Linked DNA regions of Homo sapiens: region 2 is linked to region 1. The links are chromatin loops, found by intact Hi-C in ENCODE. Cell type or tissue: ovary. All regions are shown on one strand. Links, peaks and the distances in the headings refer to the core of each region. The heading gives the core; the rest is flanking DNA. Region 1 overlaps PHLPP1 (PH domain and leucine rich repeat protein phosphatase 1). Region 2 overlaps PHLPP1 (PH domain and leucine rich repeat protein phosphatase 1).

Region 1 (9,711 bases), core at 2,522-7,521:
ACAAAGGGTGTTGACAGAATAAAGTGCACATTCACTGTACCTAGTGAATCTCGGACAAGGTATTTTTGTGTGTGACTCCTTGGGATTTCGCGGGAACAATCTTTTTATCCCTGTCATATTTTATTTATTTTCTCTTCTGGGAATGATCAAACCTTAATGTGGTTTCCTACATGCAAACCAAGAGGGGAGAGGTGGTTCAGCATTAAGCTATAATATTGACAAGCAGGTTCTTATTACTATAATTACAGCAGTATTGAGTAACGCGGTTCGAACGTGTGACACCAGTGTGTGCTTGAACAGTCCCTTTAATTTTCAGTACAGAGGCTTTAAATTTTTTTTTTAGTATTTTACATTTTTATATTTATATTTTATATTTGTTTGTTTTTGTTGTAAAGTACATGCCACCCTTCACTACTATGGCGTGATAACATCTACAATACATTGGTTTTTATTATCTTCAAACATCTTGAAGGGTTTTTACATAAATTATTTCATTCGCCCTTTCAAAAACAGTGTTAAGGAGGAGTCAGTGGCAATCCTCTTTTCAGATGGAGAAACTGATGCACAGAGAGATCTGACTCGTCGTATTTCCGTCCTCGGGAGGGCGGAGAATAGAGAGCTTGGGTATTTTATTTTGCAATTCGTATCACTTTCCATGAATCGATGCTAAATTAAATTTACACTTGAATTTTTCCCTTGGTTAAAAGCATTCCAAAAATATGCTGTTTTTGTTGGTAATGAGGTGGTATTATCCTCTAGTTCAAAGTGGTATTTCTTGTGAAATGTGGATGGTTCTGTTTATCATGGTGCCTTTAAAAATGTAAAGAACCAAGACGGACAAATAAGGAGACAGTATGGAAAGAGTACTGAAGTGTTCTAAATATCCTGGTTGCAAATAGTCATGCTTGGATTTAAGTTGATATGAATTAAAGTTTACGTAATAGTTCTTTATTCTCTTATTCAAGCATACCTATTTGTTAAACTGTAAATCTTCATTGGGAAGTAGAGAATTAACACTTTGCCTGAAAAGTGGGTAACTTTTGAGGGGTGTGGGTGTGTGTGTGTGTGTGTGTGTGTGTGTATGTGTGACAGTTCAGTTGCTTTAAAACATGGCTTTTAAAGTAACTGAAAATATTTCTCATTAAATATCTTATTTGCTTAAACTTATTATTAAAAAATCGAGTTGTCTTTTAATGATGCTTTCTTGATGTTATTGTGCTCTTGTATAATTTTTATAATTCATGTTATATAGTGCTAGAGATAGTAAGTTCTTCTCCTTGAATTTCATAGTTATTCCTAAATTCGTGTGTCTTTTGTACTCATTGAAGTAATTGTAGGGGCAGGAGATGAGTGTAAATGAATTTGTGTAAAGTTTTAGGTTGAAAGTTTTATCTTTTGGTTGCTATAAGATTATCAAATCACCCACCTTAAATGATTGATATATACAAAGATAAGTTATTTTTTAAGTGTAAAATGTTTTTGTTGTTTCTCATTCTCTTCTTAGAATCCTGAAATTAGCTTTTCATTTACTGGTAACATAACATTCACTGACATTGTATGTGATCTAAGCCTAGTATAGTCCTTGGCATTTTAGTTTAACATTTGTTGAATTTAATTTGTGGAATTTTGTTAAGCAGCTGGTGGTGTGTGCCCTGATTTTTCAGCTTCCATCCTGTTTGGGTCCCCAGGGATGTGTTAAACACACATACACACAGCGGCATTTCTCCCATGGCAGGAGATTTTAGATGTGCTACATACTATTAATATCTTCTATTTCACGTGAGTGAACTCTGGATTTTGAGAGAATAGCTCTCTCTGAAAGTTTTCTTAGAGTTAACAGGTTTCTCCCAACTTTTCAAAGGCATCTCGTACTTAATTTTGCAGTGAATTTAATGAGACATCTGTCAAATGAGGCATCTTAGATTTAATGATTTTGTTATGTGCCAGGGTTTAACATAATTCAGTCTATCTGGACTGGAGAAGGGTTTGATTGTACTGTGAAAGTCCAGAGATCCTGAAGCCGCTCAATAGAAAAACGATTCCTTTAAAGACGCCTGACATTTTGAAAAAGAGAAAGAGATGTTATCAAAATGTCTAAAACAGCCTGGGAAAATGAAGTCTTTTTTTTTCTTTAAAGTTCCACCTTCTAAACCCATTCCATCCCTTTAATCACATGCATCTGGTGGAACACTGGTAATGAGGGGTTTTGAATCTGGCCTGACGTCACTGTGATTCTACGGCAAACCCTTTTTTATACTTACCTTTGGCTTTCTAAAGATAATATAATTAAACAAAATCCACCATATGAATTCATTAGATATATTAGATATTTATAACCTAAGGCTGTATGACTGACTGGATTTGTATGAAACTTCAACTCCAGAAACTTATGATAAATTGAAACTCAAGTACTTAGGAAGAATAGACTTTAATGATACTTTGATTAAAAGATGTTAGTATATTTAGGTAACTGTGAAATAGCAACTCTTTGAAGATGTGTGATATTATGCTTTTTATCAAGCATAATAACAGTTACTGGATTAATGAAGTGTTGTTATTCTTTGACTTTAGAGTTGGAATGGTTTTGTTGTGTTACCATGACTTGGCCTCATATACTTTTTGGTATGTTAGGTGAAACAAGGCATAACCATTTTGTAATGCCACATGCATACTGAAGTAATTTTTTTCCCTGTTGTATTTTTTACATTTGAGATTTTTATACATCGTAAAGTGTGTTTAACAATAAAGTGTCTTGTGGAGGTGTAAGCCTAGTGGCCTCTGAGTTTGTGACCTAGAAGTTAATAATGAAAACTCCATAAAATACTTTGTTTGGAGGTTGCACATATTGTATGATTTTGGAGATATCAATACTTTAGAAAAACACAAGCAAAAAACATCCAGAATTTTGGCATATTTTTTTCTAACTGGAGCTTGGCTAAAAGTAAATTAGCCTTGCTTCTAGTTTGTGAAAGCATTCAGTTGAAGACTGATGAAATTTGAAATATTTGGTTTTGGACCATTTCAATAATGAGTGAAATCTAATTAGAAAGTGAAGTTAGAGAGAATTTGAATTGGTTGTAATTTTTTTAAAGGGTTTTTCTCACATTCTGTTTAAGCAGGAAGAGATTTGTATTTGTTGCTCTCTATTTCTTCTGAATCAGACATCTGAGGAAGAGCAGGTGGAGAATGAATCTTTTCATATACCTGCCTCAGTTAATAATGTGTTAGAGTGTTTGGGCTTTCTTTTCAAATACCAGGCATGTTTTTAAATACAGCAAGAGCTTGGCTGGTGTGTTGGGGGTGGGGGTTGGGTCAAAGTCACTCTCCTCTTCAAAAACAGAACTTTGGGAAACAATTTTTTCCTTTTATCTCACACTGTGAGAGAAAATGTACTGCTTTTTAGAGAAAGTAGTCTGAGAGTTGGGAAACTTGGCATGACTTTGGGCATTCATTTTAACCTACCCTGGGCTTTGATTTCCTCATTTGTAAGACGATGGGGTTGGAGTAGAGCGAGTCCAAGATCTCTTCCAACTCGTAACATTCTGAGGCTTCATTAGAGAGCCTGTTTTTTTTGAAGGGCTTTGAAAGTTGTAGTTGTTTTAAGTTCTGTAAGACATGGCTATGGGCTTAAAACTGTCAAATCCCCTGCCTTTTCTTATGGACTTGGACCTAATGTACACAAGTCAGCTGGAGGTTGCCAACCAAACAAAGCAGACCTCCTCTTTGGTGTAGATTAGGACAAGAATCGATGTTTGATTACCCCGTTCCCTGTCATTCCTACTCCTGAAGTAAAATTCAGCATGCCAGAGATGAGTATAAAGTACATCCTCTTTTAAGTTAAAGTGAAATTCTTAAATTAACTTAGCAAGATGCCTTCATAGTCTAGTTCATCAAGTTTACTCTAATAACTGTATTAGAGGGATACAAATGTGTAAAATTTGCTGGCTAGTTAGCTTTATTTATGGTGAGCTGTGTGCTTGCCTACCGGTGCTTAGAGTCAGTAGGAGAAAAAACATTTTAAGAAAATGGATTTTTTGCACTGTTACTTTGGACAGGTAATAGAATTTAGGATGTTGTAGAGATAATTTAGTCCAACATCTGTATTTTTATAGATGAGAAAAGTAAACCTGTGAGGTAAAGAATCTGGTCCAGAATCATTGGTTAAGTCAGTTACAGAGTTAGGACCACCACCTAGGATTTTGATGATCTGTCCAGTGTTCTTTTTTTCCCACACTGTGAATGTGTAATACTTACTGTCTTTGGTGGTTCTTTATATTAATACTATTAAAAATGAAAGTTAAAGAAATTGTGTGCTTTACACAGTTAGTCGTTTCTCTATTCAAGGTTTTTTCCTAGTTCTTTTCATTCTAATCAGTGCTTTTGAGGGGTTGCATATCACTTTGACAGATTGTAAGAAAGGAACTTCTGATGGAACAGGTGGGTATTTTAATTGCAGAGAGAGAAATTAGATTTCATCAGTGATGTTACCTTTGTGGGATGCATGATAGAACTATTGACAGTTGGCAGAGAAGAGGTACAGTGTTAGAAAATCAATGTTCTTAGTTCATTCAGTACTTTGAAGGTGAAATTGTTAAAAGAATAAAAGTGTTAGAAAAAAATCATTGAATTAAAAAAATAATTTGGGAGAAAAATTTAAGCATGAATTTTGAAAAAAATTTCCCTTTAAATATGTGTGTGTTGGCTGTGTGCGGTGGCTCACACCTGTAATCCCAGCACTTTGGGAGGCTGAGTCGGGCAGATCACCTGAGGTCAGGAGTTCGAGACCAGCCTGGCTAACATGGTGAAACCCTGTCTCTACTAAAAATACAAAAAATTAGCTGGGCCTAGTGGCGCACGCCTGTAATTCCAGCTACTCCAGAGGCTGGGGCAGGAGAATCGCTTGAACCCGGGAGGCAGAGGTTGCAGTGAGCCAACATTGCACCACTGCATTCCCGTCTGGGTGGCAGAGCAAAACTCAGTCTCAAAAAAAAAAAAAAATAATAAATAAAAAAATAAATATGTATGTATTAAAAAGATTCAACATTATCTTCTTTGAATTATTTTTAAAAAGATGTGTCAAAATTAATTGCAACTTAGCTTATTTTTCAGGTACATGTACGCAGTTCTACCTTTCTGTGACATAATTGAAACAACTTGTTCAGTATCTTTGGGCTTTTGTTGTGTGCTGATTTGGAAGTCTTTATCAGAAATATGCCATTGCTTTGAATACTTTCTCTCTCTCTTTCTGTCTCTTAAAAAAAGAGAGAGAGAGAGAGAAAGAAATATCCTGCTCTCATTAGCAAAAAGATAGTTTGTGAACTGTGGAAACAAATATTTCCAGCTAATTTTAGGGTATGACAGATTTCCTTTTATGCTAGATTTCATTTTAATTTAATTATTTATCTTAAGCAAAAGCTTTAGCTTCCTTTCTATGAGAGTTAGCCTACTAAGTCAATTAATTCCCCAAAGATTACTGTTCAATTTTAAATGAGTAAAGGAACTTTTAAAAAAATGCGTAAGTACACAAGGGTAAAAATATATTGCATCTGTCATATTGAGTATCCCAGATGCGGAAGCAGAGGAAAAATTTCTCTTGATGGTCTCTTAGAGAGGTGGTATGGCTGGGGTGCAGCTGACATTCAGTTTTAAGTAACAAGGAACTCTCGTGTATAAACACTGCTATAGTTGGCAAACTTATTCTTCCTTATGCACACACACACTATATATATGTATGTGTATATACACACACACACACACACACGCATGTTCTCCATTGAGTGTGGAGGTAGGATATGATGAGAGGTAGTAGTTGTATTTATGGATGGGAGGGGGTGAGTAGGGTAACTGATCCTGGGGAAAAAAATCTCAATTTAAAAAAATTTGCAGTTAATTTTGTTGAACATTAATTGGTAACTCATTGTGACTTGTTCATATCCCTTGCCTGCTTTTTTTTTTTGGGGGGGTTGGATGTTTGCTTTTTTCTTACTAATTTCTTTGGGAGTTACATAGAGAAGCTAGTTTTGTTTACTAAGTCACTTATATTTTCTTTATCTGTTCACTTTTATATCAGTCTTTTCCTCTAGGTTTTCAGGGTCTGTGTCATGCTTAGGAATATCTCTTCTACTCCAGGATTTTAAAAATTTTCTAGTACTTGTAGTATTTTATCATTTTCTTTTCTTTTCTTTCCTTTTCTGTTCTGTTCTGTTCTTTTTTTTTTTTTTTTTTTTTATGGAGTCTTGCTCTGTCACCCAGGCTGGAGTGCAGTGGTGTGATCTCGGCTCACTACAACCTCTGCCTCCCGGGTTCATGCGATTCTCCTGCCTCAGCCTCCTGAGTAGCTGGGATTACAGGCGCCTGCCACCACGCTCAGCTAACTTTTGTATTTTTAGTAGAGATGGGGTTTTGCCATGTTGGCCATGCTGGTCTTGAACTCCTGAGCTCAGGTGATCCATCTGCCTTGGCCTCCCAAAGTTCTGGGATTACAGGCGTGACCCACCATGCCCGGCCAGTATTTTATAGTTTTCTATGCATAAAAATTTGATGTATCATCATTTAAGATAGGAAGGAGAGGCCGGGTGCGGTGGCTCACACCTGTAATCCCAGCACTTTGGGAGGCCGAGGTAGGTGGATCACCTGAGGCCAGGAATTCAAGACCAACCTGACCAACATGGTGAAACCCCATCTCTACTAAAAATACAAAAATTAGCTGGGCATGGTGGCAGGCACCTGTAATCCCAGCTACTCGGGAGGCTGAGTCAGAAGAATCACTTGAACCTGGGAGGTGAAGGTTGCAGTGAGCCGAGATCAAGCCATTGCACTCCAGCCTGGGTGACAGAGTGATACTCTGTCTCAAAAAAAAAAAAAAAAAGGGAAGGAGGAAAAATAACAAATTGTTCGCACATTTTAATTGAATAACTGTGTTCTTTCTTCACTGATTTAAAATGCCCCTTTTGGCAGGTATGTGGCACATGCCTGTATTTCCCACACTTTGGGAGGCCAAGGCAGGAGAATCATTTGTGCTGAGGAGTTCGAGACCAGCCTTGGCAACATAGTGAGACCCATTCTCTACAAAATAATAATAATAAAAAAAATTAGATGGGCATGGTAGCATGCTTGTAGTCCTAGCTACTTGGGAAGCTGAGGTGGGAAGATATTCTTGAGTCCAGGAGTTCGAGGCTGCTGTGAGCCATGGTCATGCCACTGCACTCCAGCTTGGGTGACAGAGCGAGACCCTGTCTCAAAAAAAAAAAAAAAAAAGCACTTTTCTCCAGAGTTTATGCCATTTTTGCTTGTCTGTTTTAACTGGCAGGCTGGGGATTAAAATCTACAATATGGAGTAATGTAAGTTTAGGGTAGGTATTAGGGTTTGTTGAGGGACAGTAGGGAGAAAGGGAAGGCTCTTTAGCCTTACCACTGCATTTCTTTTTGATGCCCCAATTTCCCACGCCATCGTCACTTTTAGGATGGCAGCTTATGTGCTTCTGGATATGGACTTATCAGGATACTCCTTTCCTGTGGATTCTGTATCATCTCTAAGTGGCTTGGATGGGAAGGGGAGGGGGGCTGGAATATAAAATATTGCTTCTATGTGTATTTTTCACCCTTTACGTATTAGAGATAATTTTTTAGGCCAGGTGCGGTGGCTCACGCGTGTAATCCTAGCACTTTGGGAGGCTGAGGCAGGCGGGCGGGCAGATCACCTGATGTCAGGAGCTTGAGACCAGCCTGGCCAACATGGTGAAACCTCGTCTCTACTAAAAATACAAAAATTAGCTGGACGTGGTGGTGCATCCCTGTAATCCCAGCTACTCGGGAGGCTGAGGCAGAAGAATCACTTGAGTCCAGGAGGCAGAAATTGTAGTGAGCCGAGATGGTGCCACTGCACTCCAGCCTGGGCAATGGAGTGAGACTGACTCAAAAAAAAAAAAAATATTTTTTTTAAAGAAGTGACATAAAGCATTGATTTCTGTTTTCTGAATTTGAGCTCTTTGACTAATTTATTTTGCATTAGGCAGCAGTCTCAGCTGTTTATACTGTTCAGATTCACTGAACTTTTTTCACCTTCTGGAGAAATTCTGGGGGCTACCCCTTAAAGGTCATTGTGAAGCACATATGGCTTATCTTTATCTTTTTTTTTTTTTTTTTGAGACAGTGTCTCACTCTGCCACCCAGGCAGGAGTGCAGTGGCGCGATCTTGGTTCACTGCAACCTCTGCCTCCCAGGTTCAAGTGATTCTCCTGTCTTGCCTCAGCCTCCCATGTAGCTGGGATTACAGGTACACACCACTACACCTGGGTACTTTTTGTATTTTCAGTAGAGACGGTGTTTCACCATGTTAGCCAGGCTGGTCTCAAACTCCTGACTTCGTGATCTGCCCGCCTCGGCCTCCCAAAGTGCTGGGATTACAGGCATGAGCCACTGCGCCTGGCCTGGTTTATCTTTTAATTTTAAAAAAGGAAGGCTAACATGCCTATTGAAATTAGTAGACTCTGCCAGTGGTGCCTTGAGTTTTTTTTTTGGCTAGCCTGAGAAGGGGGTTCCATGTGTTGTCTTGAACTGATGACAGTTCTTGATTACAGGAATAATAATTTGAAATAGCTCTAACTTGAGATAGAACTCTGTGATCCTGCGACCAGTGTTCTAATCGTACCCATGGTACGTTAGTGCTGTTGAGTCAGTTAATTCCCAGAAAAAATGAAGTGTTTTTTTTAGTGGGAATGGGGGAGGGAAAAGGAACACATTCCAAATATAGAAAAGTCAAATTAGAACATCTGCCATCTTTGGCAAACGGGCTTTCATGGTCTATTGACCAATTCTTAGTTATTATATAAATGACTGCAAGACACAAATGGTACTGCTGTTGGGTTTGGTGGCTTTATAAGATTCTGTGTGTTGGACAACTAGGTTTCTCTTCTGTAGGCTTTTAGTTGTGTTGCAGAAGTTCCAAATCACCTTTGCTGTAGTTGACTATAGGCTTTTTAATACATGAACACTTAAGGAGAAAATCTCCGGACCCATTGCTGTAAAATACTAAATGAAGCTGGGCGTGGTGGCTCATGCCTGTAATCCCAGCACTTTGGGAGGCTGAAGCGGGCAGATCACTTGAGGTCAGGAGTTCGAGACCCTGTCCCTACTAAAAATACAAAAAATTAGCCAAGCATGGTGGTGTGCGGCTGTAATCCCAGCTACTCGGGAGGCCGAGGCAGGAGAATCGCTTGAACCAGGGAGGTGGAGGTTGCCGTGAGCTGAGATCATGCCACTGCGCTCCAGCCTGGGTGACAGAGCAAGACTTCGTCTAAAAAAAAAAACCTAAATGAAATGAAACTGTGGTCACCACATTTAGGTATTTGTATGTAACAGTGCTTTCTTCCACAATGACAAACCAGATGTTATTTTTAAAAAATTTGAATAAGCAAGTGCAAAAGAATTGAACTGCTTCAGCACAATTGTATCCTGCTACCTAATGTTCAAGAAATTATATAGTATTTTGGTATTTAGTAAACATTTCTATCACCCTGTATGCTAATTACTGTTTAGTGCTTTATAAATATTAAGTGCTTTATAACTATTAATTTAATTCTCACAACAACCGTATGAGGTAGGTTATCACCCCAGTATTACAGATAGAGAAATGGAGTTACAGAGCAGTTTGGTAACTTGTCTAGATTTGGACAGTGAGCAAGAGAGAGGCAGAATTCAAGTTCAGGCATC
Region 2 (9,711 bases), core at 2,213-7,212, 66 kb after region 1:
AAAGCAAATGAATAAAAAATCATTGACTTTTTTTGTATCTACACTTAAAGGCTGTCCTAAGCTCTTGCTTTTAATAGTAGCTACACTTAGTAGAATGATTTTGGTAAAAGGTTCACAGTCTGCTCTGTGAACTGCCTCTTCTAAAAGCTACCAGTTGTGCCAAAGAAGTAATGACATTTGTCTTCATTTTTTGCAATGGTTTGTGCTGTTTATTTAGTATAAAATTTCTGATGTAACATAATTAGAATGAGTATTTGGTCAGTTAATTGAAAAAGCTGGCTAAAGGAGAATATAAAATGTTTAAGGTAATTTGCAAATACTTTCCCCATCTTAGACTTTATCTAGAGGCAGGGAGGTGTAGAATACCTCTAAAGCGTGCATGCATTCATTCATTTATTTATTTATTTAGAGACGGAGTCTCACTTTGTCGCCCAGGCCAGAGTGCAGGGAAAAAATTCAATTTTCTCTGGAATTTTAGATTCCAGAGAAAAGATGTTTTACTCAGGATGCCTTTTTTTTCTCTCTTTTCTTTTTAGCTTAACAGATTGCTCTCAATTTTTGAAATATAGCTAACCCCAATTATCTGTATATGGTACACTCAGCCCACTGCAACCTCCACCTCCTGTAAATGATTCTCCTGCCTCAGCCTCACGAGTAGCTGGGACTACAGGCACGTGCCGCTACTGCCTGGCTAATTTTTGTATTTTTAATAGAGACGGGTTTTCGCCATGTTAGCCAGGCTGGTCTCGAACTTCTGACCTCAGATGATCCGCCCACCTCGGCCTCCCAAAGTGCTGGGATTAGAGGCTTGAGCCACCGTGCCCGACCTAAAGCATCGTTTTGAAGGGAGGAACTGAGGGGAGCAAAGAATAATTCCTAGTTTAATATTCCGAGGATGACAGAAGCAGGAATTGAATTTTTATTTTAGTTCTTGCCTTGGAACCAGGGTATAGATTTTTATCAGCCTTTTCCCATTTACAGTTTCTTTCTGAACCTATTTTGGTATTTTTATTAATTGATTCACTTGATTGAGTTTCTCCAAAGCATTTAGTTTAATTTTCACAGAAATTACTTTGCCTTCATATTTCACTGGTCTACGTAAATGTTATTAATAATGTAATTACAAGTACAATTAGCATTACCGTGCAGCGGGGGTGGGGGATAGGAATATGCTGTGCATACTAGTGGGGGATCCCATGGTGTTATGGATTTCACCGATGTGTTTTACTGAAGGAATGGAGATGTGTGGGTAATCCAGTGGGTTGGTTAAGTGGAACTTGGTTAAAAGTACATTTGCCCTGTTTAGAGTCTTTATCCAGACTGCTGCCTTTGGGAGAACATTGCTAGTTTTATTAGACCTCAATGGCACTGTATTCATTCAGTATCCTGTCATAAACATTTCATGTCTGTTTTATGTTATTTGATTTTTTCAATAATACATCAATGAAGACGTTATGCCAATAGCATTTTCTATCTGTTTGAAGCTGTGGTCTCCTGAGGCGCAGCAGAGAGGCCCTTTTAAGTTTGTTTTCTTTAAATTCCTTCCTTTGAATTGGTTGTTAACAGAGAACCCCTAGGCTTTATCTCCGGGAGGTGGATCCGCTTTCACTGCCCAGGTGTCCTGGGCACACTTGTATTTTTCTGAATGAGCCAAGGTGGTAAAGCAGGGACTAGAATGGTGGGAATAGGGAAGGATGACTGTTGTCAGAGACAGAGACTAAGCAGGACTTGCAGTGCATGTGTAATCTCACTGTAATTACCAGGGACAAGTTAGAAATCAGTCCCTCCCTTCTCAGTTTATATTGGAATAGTGTCTTCTGGCAAAAGGTGAAAGGTTTTTCCTTTTGTGTGCTGTTTATAACAGAGCACCATTTTATGTAATTCATGTGCTTTCAAAAATAGATGGGTAGTAAGAGGGTTTTTTTGTTTTTTTTTGTTTTTGTCAAAGAGCTGTTCTTGTTCAGTCTACCAAGGTGTGTCACCATAAATTGTAATTAAAACTTGTACATCTTATGTTTTTCAAAACATCAATCTTGAGTTGTAAAATTACCATACCAAACCCTTTTTATACTGTACAACTTGTCTTTTTGGTACTGGTTGGATAAACCAAGAACAGAGTATTTTGAATTCCAGATAAAAGATGGTTTACTCACAATGCCTTTTTCCCCCTTTTTCCTATATATTTCTTATATCTTAGGTTCTTTCATCTCTTTGTATTCTTATGTCTGTTTTTCTGTTGTGCAAAGGGAACCAGTTCTACCAGGCCCTTTCATCTTGTTGTTAGCAAATAAGAGGTGTGTTTAAAAAAAAATAATAAAACAGAAAACCCAGCTTAACGTGCAATGGAAGTGGCTTGCCTCCATTCCCATCGCTGAGTTCTTAATGTTGTGGCAGGGAAGCCCATAAAGCTAAATTAAACAAAGCCACATCAAGGCTTTGTGTCAAGGCAATAAACCAGGCAGGGAGAACCACACTGATGTCAGATGAGCACACAGGGGGTGGGGAAGCAAGATGAGCTGAAAATATTTCAGGAGTCTGAACTATGCCGGGTGATTTCTTTCCTTAAGCATTAGTGAATATATGTAAGATTTTGTTGTTTTCCACAGAAACAAACAATGGCAGAGAGCATTTTCATATAAGTAGGTGACATTTTTGTCTTAAAAGAATCGTTGCTTGAAAAAAATCTCAGATGGCTATATGTGTGTTTATGTGTGTATGTGTTGTGTGTAGCTGTATTGATCAAATGACAGATTTAGTTGTTAAAAACAATGCCTTTGTTTTTGAAGAGTCACATGGACAAATAACGTTTCAGATTTTGTAAAACATCTGAATTGTTCCCAGAATTTTCTGGGCTTTTTTAAAAATATTGTTTGCAGAGGTGAAATACCTTGTTCTCTGCCTCAATGGTGTAGGTGCAGTAGGGGGTGGGGACTGACTCCCTCCATTCTTCATCAGTGTCTTCTCACACAGCACAAACCTTCTGCACCCTGATGCCTAGTCTCCAGGTACCATACTTTTTATCTTCAAGTTCCTGCTCTGTCTGGCTTTTGTTTCTTTATGCTGCAAATCCCTGATGCTGTTTGGAATGCACCTTTTTAGTTCTATAGGGCTGGGAAGTTCTGAGTGATGAAGGCAAGTAGTTCAAGGCCGCACCCGAGACCAATTTAATATATACATATATATGCATATTCATCTACATGAGTATAAGGAAAGTAAACATATAAACCTTTGATGCTTTTCACAGTAACACATTTTCTTTGGCTTTTTCTTTAATGAGCTTGATAGGTCATTTATCGCAGTTGAAGTCCTGTGTGTCTAAGTATACTTATTTTCCAGCTAATTTTTAAAGATAAATTGTGTGTGAGGCTAGTGATTTCATGGGCTATTATGATGGAACAACAGCTAGGAATAACAGGAAATAAATACAGATTGCATAAAAGAGAGTCAATGCTTTCCATGAATTTTTTACAAATTTGGAAAGGTAAGACTATAAATAAGAAGGCTAAATAAATAGGCACACCTCACCTATTTAGTGTTTGGTTGTCAGTCAGCGATCACTTGCAAGCACAACCTTGGGCCAGGAGGCTAGCGAAAAAAGACCTCTAAGCAGCCCAAACAGACACTACAGAATTTCAATAAAACACGTGGGAGGAGGTATCAAAAGTAGCATTCATAAAGTAGGAGCCAGCAGTCTGGGACCTCAGTAGTATCCATGGATGTTTTATGAATATCATTTATTATACTCTAATATAACCCCATAATGATGATGACCTAAGGCCATCAAGAAAAGGTACTTGCTATTTATTTGATTTTTGACCAGGCAGGACAAGTTATGACATATTCAAAAGTATTGAAGTAAAACATATTGCCAAAAGAATAAATTCTTGGGCATCTATAAAGCTCAGTAATCTAGAATACCACATGACTCCCAAGTTTAGGAAAGCCAATATATTAATATTATTGTTAGCAGCTATCAGGATTTAAAATGTTTTATAAAAAGTCACAGCATTTAAGTGGAACAAATGAAGGTACCCACCATGATTCCTGGTGGTGGCATGCATGCTGGTGGTGGTATGTGGTAGGAAGAAACTGTGGATAGAAAGATTAGTTATGTGGCTCTTGCCGTTAGTTGAGTGGGAGTTAAGGTCATGAATCTGAGTCTGGGGACTGAGAGGAAGGGATGGATACAAGAGATGCTATGATGATTCTTGAGGATGAAGTGGTTAACTGGATATACATGGCAAAGAGGGAGGGAGTATTTAAAAGTGACCCCAGGTTTTGCAGCTCATGAGTCTGGGAGAATGTTGTTTACTACTGCAGAAATGGGACAGGCAGCTGATTTTGCAGGGAGGAAGACTGGCTTTGTTTTCGGTGTGCTGAGTTGAGGAGCTGGCGACAGACCTGGCCGGAGCTTGGACTTAAAGGCCTGGAGCACTAAGAGGCTCTTTCCGACAGTTCCCAAGACAAGCAAAGACAGGCATGCTTTCATTATTGTCCTAGCAAGCGCTTAATAATTAGTGGTTGATTTGTAGTTTTTAAAAAATTTTGTGGGATGATTGGATTTTCTTGAAAACAAGCTGTTCAGATACGTAGTTTCTACTTACAAACAAAAAGTCAGTAATGAGACTTGCTCATCTGCTTGGAGGGTGGGAGCAGAAGCAGAGGCAGGCATGCTAGCCTGACAGCACTGTGTAGCCACATGTTTCCTCCTGAAATGTTATGTAAAATTTCCATTCTACTCCATAATGCTTATTTCAATATAATTTTAAAAATATAAAAGTATTAAGAATTGCCATCAACCCCAAATGAAAGTTTCCTCCTATGTTTCTCTTGTGGTTTTGCTTGGCTTTTCTTGCTTCTGCAGAGGGATGCTTTGCTTCTGACTTTATTCAAGCTACAAAGGGAGATCCAATTTCCTGCCAGCAATATGACAGCTCTTTTGCTGCATCATTGAATGTTCTTGCTGTTTTTTATGATCTTTAAACAAGTACTCTAAATTTATTAGCTGAGCATCATGAAATGCGTTAGGAAAGCAAGATAGTACAGCTTCATGTCATTGACATTTTTTTGAGGCTGGATTTACAACAGTAGGGAACTTATGATATGACTTTAGACTTTTGTCTTCATAGGAAATAGTGTTCTTTATTAAAATGACTAATTAATCATTGCAGATACTGACTGTCATTGGAAGGTTAAGAGTCTACACAGTTAACAGGTGGACTTGAAGGAAAGCAACCTTAGGTAAATTGGATTCGTACCCATTTTTTTCTTTCATAACTATAATTATTACCCTGCTAATTAATGAGTACACTTTTTTTTTTTTCCTGGAGACATTTTCTCTCTTTCTGAATAAAGAAATAATGAAAACAACTATTTTTCTAGTTTAGATTCCTATAACCAAGCAGATTTTGTTATTATAAATGTAAGCATATGTTTTTCTAATCAGAGTGACTAAATCAAACTCCTCTTTTTATGCTGCAAACTATCATTTTCAGTGACTGCTATGGAAATAGGAAAGTCAAGTCCATGTAGCATATGATACTGACCGAGCTTTACTTATGGACTTGGAGAGTGTCCCATCTTTCAAACAGCTGGAACTTAAAGGCAGCTTAGAAAAGAAATATTTTCTCAGTCATGACCTATTGAATTGTTAGTGCCAGAGTAAAACTGTAATTTGCTGTCTCATTTGTGTTCTATGGGCACTGGTGTGAAACAGTAGATTTTATTCTGATGTCCTTTTAGTATGAATGATTTTTTTATAATTTTTTTGATGGCTTCACTTTCTTCTGGTGGGAAAAACTCTGATTTTGTTACTCTTTTCTGACTAAATTCCACTTTTGCTCTCTTCTAACCTACTCCTTGCCTTCTAATCAGTGTATTCTGATGACTTCTTTGTTTCTCTAAATGTTACAAAGGAACACCCATTGATAAACTTTAAAAATGTTTCTAAGCCAGATGTGGTGGCTCACGCCTGTAATCCCAGCACTTTAGGAGTCTGAGACGTGAGGATTGCTTGAGCCCAGGAGTTTGTGACCAGTCTGGGCAACATAGGGAGACCCCATCTTTACAAAAAATTTATTAGCCAGGTATGGTGGTGTGCACCTAGGTTGCAGCTACTTGGGAGGCCAAGGTGGGAAGATTGCTTGAGCACAGGAGGTCAAGGCTGCAGTGAACCATGGTTGTTGTGCCACTGCACTCCAGCCTTGGTGAGAGAGCGAGCCTCTGTCTCAAAAAAAAAAAAAAAAAAAAAAAAGGTCACGCACAGTGGCGCATGGCTGTAATCCCAGCACTTTGGGAGGCTGAGGTGGGTGGATCACCTGAGGTTGGGAGTTCGAGACCAGCCTGGCCAACATGGTGTAACCCTGTCTCTACTAAAAATACAAAAATTAGCTGGGCATGGTGGTGCATGCCTGTAGTCCCAGCAACTTGGGAGGCTGAGGTGGGAGAATCACTTGAACCCAGGAGGCAGAGGTTGCAGTGAGCTGAGATCATACCACTGCACTCCAGCCTGGGCAACAGAGCGAGACTCCGTCTCAGAAAAGAAAACAAAAAACAAAACCTGTATAAAGCTTATCGAGTGAATGTAGATTGCAGGGGGGTGCTTGTCATGATCAACAAGTCACCTAGATATTTGCATAGAAAATCCATTCTGGAAAATTGAATAATGGTTCTGGTTCTTTCCAAGTCTAATGAATCAATCTTCAAAGCTAGGTTTTACCACCTGCTGCTGTTTCGCCTTCATATCATCTTGCCTGCCTGTTTGAACCATTTCATTCTAACTGCCAGATTTACCTGTTGATGGAACTTGATCTACTTATAGTTTAGCGCTGGCCATTCCTGACACTGGTCCTTGTCCAGACAGTCAGCCTGCTCCTTAGCTCTTCCATAGTAACAACCATAACCTGGATTTATTGAACATAGAACTTAATATACATTATAACATTAATTTAGTTAACAGTTATTGAGTGCTTGCTATGTATTAGGCACTATACCAAATACTACACATAAATGATTTAAGTGCTAGTTTTATCTGTTTCTACGGAGGAATAAACTGATGATTGAATTTGTAACTTGCCCAAATTCACACACTAGGGAGAGGTGGAGCCAGGACTCAAACACAGGCCTGTCTGACTCTAGAGTCTATTCTCTTAACTCCTGTGCCATGATGGTAATTCCCTGCTCTACCTCCTGTGGTTTGGACTAGTTGAATGTTTCTCAAACTGGGGTCTGTCAGCCTGCCAGTTGGGTCTTAATTTCCTTTATGTTCAATCCTATATCAAACTGAAATTATACAAGTTTGGTTTCCCAATATTGATGAATCTCCTTTGTTGTTGCTATCCACATATATAGTGACCTTTGCCATAACTAACTTGCTTTCCTGAAAGACAAGTTTTGTTAAAGAAATTAAACCAGCATTTTTTAATATTGGGAGGTTATGTGGCTCTCATGGAAGATTATGATAAACCTTCTTTTAAAACTTAAGGTGAAATGTCATATATATTTTGTATACATATGCATACATATATACCTGCACACTTATATATCTATCCCCCCCGAAAAAAGTGATAGATTTGAAGTGCTTGTTTTGTTTTGTTGTTTTTTTTCTTTCCAGAAGCAGCTCTAAGTCCCTCTCTAGAACATTTTATAAATTAGTATATTAGTCTGCGATTTTGGATATGGGAATGACTTTTCATTCCACAAGTGTATTTTTTGTTGAGAGTTTAATTATTACTTTTTTTTTTTTTTAAGGCAGATTCTCACTCTGTCAACCATGCTGAGTGCAGTAGCACAGTCATAGCTCACTGCAACCTTGAATTCCCTGACTCTAGTGATCCTCTTAACCTCAACCTTCTAAGTAGATGGGACTACAGCTGCACATCACCATGCCCAGCTAAGTTTTGATTTTTTTTCTTTTTTTAGAGATAGGATCTTGCTGTGTTGTCAAGGTTGATTTTCAACTCCTGGACTCAAGGGATCCTCCTGCCTTGGCTTCCCAAAGTGATGGGATTACAGGCATGAGCTATGGTGACTTGCTTAATTATTACTGTTTTAATCTACAATTAACAATTTAAAGAACTAGCTTTTTTTTACACAAATGACTCAGTTTGTATTTGTAGATTTATTGTTGACCAGCAAAAGATGAAGCACACACAGGAACTGGCCCTTGTTATGTAAATGCTCCAAGTGGACTCTGTAGTGTGGTGTTTTCAGTGCTGGGGAAGATTTGTTTCTAATGAGCATCAATACTTTTACTAACCTAACCACATTAAGGATTAAGTAGATGGAGTAGGGAACAAACTCTTAAGGGCAATAGAATAAGGAAAAAAGTGGGCTGACACTGTGTATCCCCCAGCCTCTTTATTATCCATCAGTTTCAGCTTATTTTGAAATCTGCTTTGATACTGCTTGAAAACAAGGGTTGGCAAATGTTTTCTGTAAAGGACTAGGTAATAAATATAATATTTTAGGCTGTGCAGTTCTCGTAGGTCTTTGTTGCATATTCTTAATTGGTTTTTTACAACCCTCTAAATTTTTTACTTTAAAAATGTAAAAACTGGCCGGGCGCGATGGCTCACACTTGTAATCCCAGCACTTTGGGAGGCTGAGGTGGGCGGATTCCCTGAGCTCAGGAGTTCACAACGAGCCTTGGCAACACGGTGAAACCTCATCTCTACTAAAATACAAAAAATTAGCTGGGAGTGGTGGCGTGCGCCTGTAGTCCCAGCTACTCGGGAGGCTGAGGCAGGAGAATTGCTTGAACCCGGGAGGTGGAGGTTGCAGTGAGCCGAGCCGAGCCAAGCTGAGATCACACCACTGCACTCCAGCCTGGGCGACAGAGTGAGACTCCATCTCAAAAAAAAAAAAAAAAAAAAACAACAACAAAAATTGTAAAAACCATTCTTAACTCACTGGTCACTCAGAAACAAACCATAAGCTGGACTTGGTCACTGGATGGTAGTTGACCTCTTCTCTACAGGAATCTTTACAGGAATCTTTTCAGTTGAGCCCATGAACACCTGAATTAGAAATGAAAACTTATCTTCTATCCCATGCTGCAGAAAGCATAGACATCCCTTAGCGCCTCCAATATCCTGTTGCCCCTCACTACTCTCAGACTTTTAATATGACCCCTAGCCCTTCCCACTCAATTTCACCTTCTAATCTAAAATCTTATTGATCAATTGCCTGGATTATTGCATAGTTACGTGCTGTGCAAGTTTCTTGCTAGTTTGCTGCTTCGAGTCTCTTGTCTAAACTGTCCTGTACACAGCTATTAAAGTAATGTTCTGGAGATACAGTTTTACTATGTCATCCTTCTACTCAGGGTATGTTAATGGCTTCCTAATTTCTTGCCATGTGACATTGACACTTGTCATTCTTTGAAAGGTTATGGAGCTTCCCATACTCTGACCACTTTACTTGTTAGTTTCCTGTGTGAGTCCACGGTTTACAAAGCAGGTATAGCTTGTGATTAATTCCTTGACAAATCTGAAATTTGTTAGTGATAATGGATTTTGTTGAAGTACCTTGTTAAAAGTAAATTCCAAGTTTGTAAAACTCAGAATTTTCAGAGCTGTAATAATAATAGTAAATATGAAGTATCATTGTGCTTTACAGTTATATTGGCCTATTTAATCCTCACAACAGGAAGGTGTTATTGTTTTTACCATTTTACAGGGAGGAAACTAAGACAGAGAGGTCAGTAGAGAG

What was found. Hi-C counts contacts between places; a loop is a spot of excess contacts. Peaks named below come from ENCODE experiments on the same cell type or tissue, not always from the same donor. Only the 100,000 strongest peaks of a DNase experiment are listed, where the experiment ranks them.
Region 2: a loop joins it to region 1, with 3 times the contacts of the local background. A loop is called at or near these places in 53 of 110 quality-filtered maps.

Annotation. Positions count from the first base shown.
Region 1 is chr18:62,720,377-62,730,087 of GRCh38, forward strand. All of the region lies in intron 1 of PHLPP1 (PH domain and leucine rich repeat protein phosphatase 1), which reads left to right. Among named protein-coding and RNA genes, the nearest start is that of PHLPP1, 9.7 kb to the left of the region's middle. In ovary, for the core only: no CTCF peak of the experiment used is centred there; no DNase peak of the experiment used is centred there; H3K27ac peaks cover 736 bases.
Region 2 is chr18:62,786,640-62,796,350 of GRCh38, forward strand. All of the region lies in intron 1 of PHLPP1 (PH domain and leucine rich repeat protein phosphatase 1), which reads left to right. Among named protein-coding and RNA genes, the nearest start is that of PHLPP1, 76 kb to the left of the region's middle. In ovary, for the core only: no CTCF peak of the experiment used is centred there; a DNase peak (open chromatin) is centred at 4,401.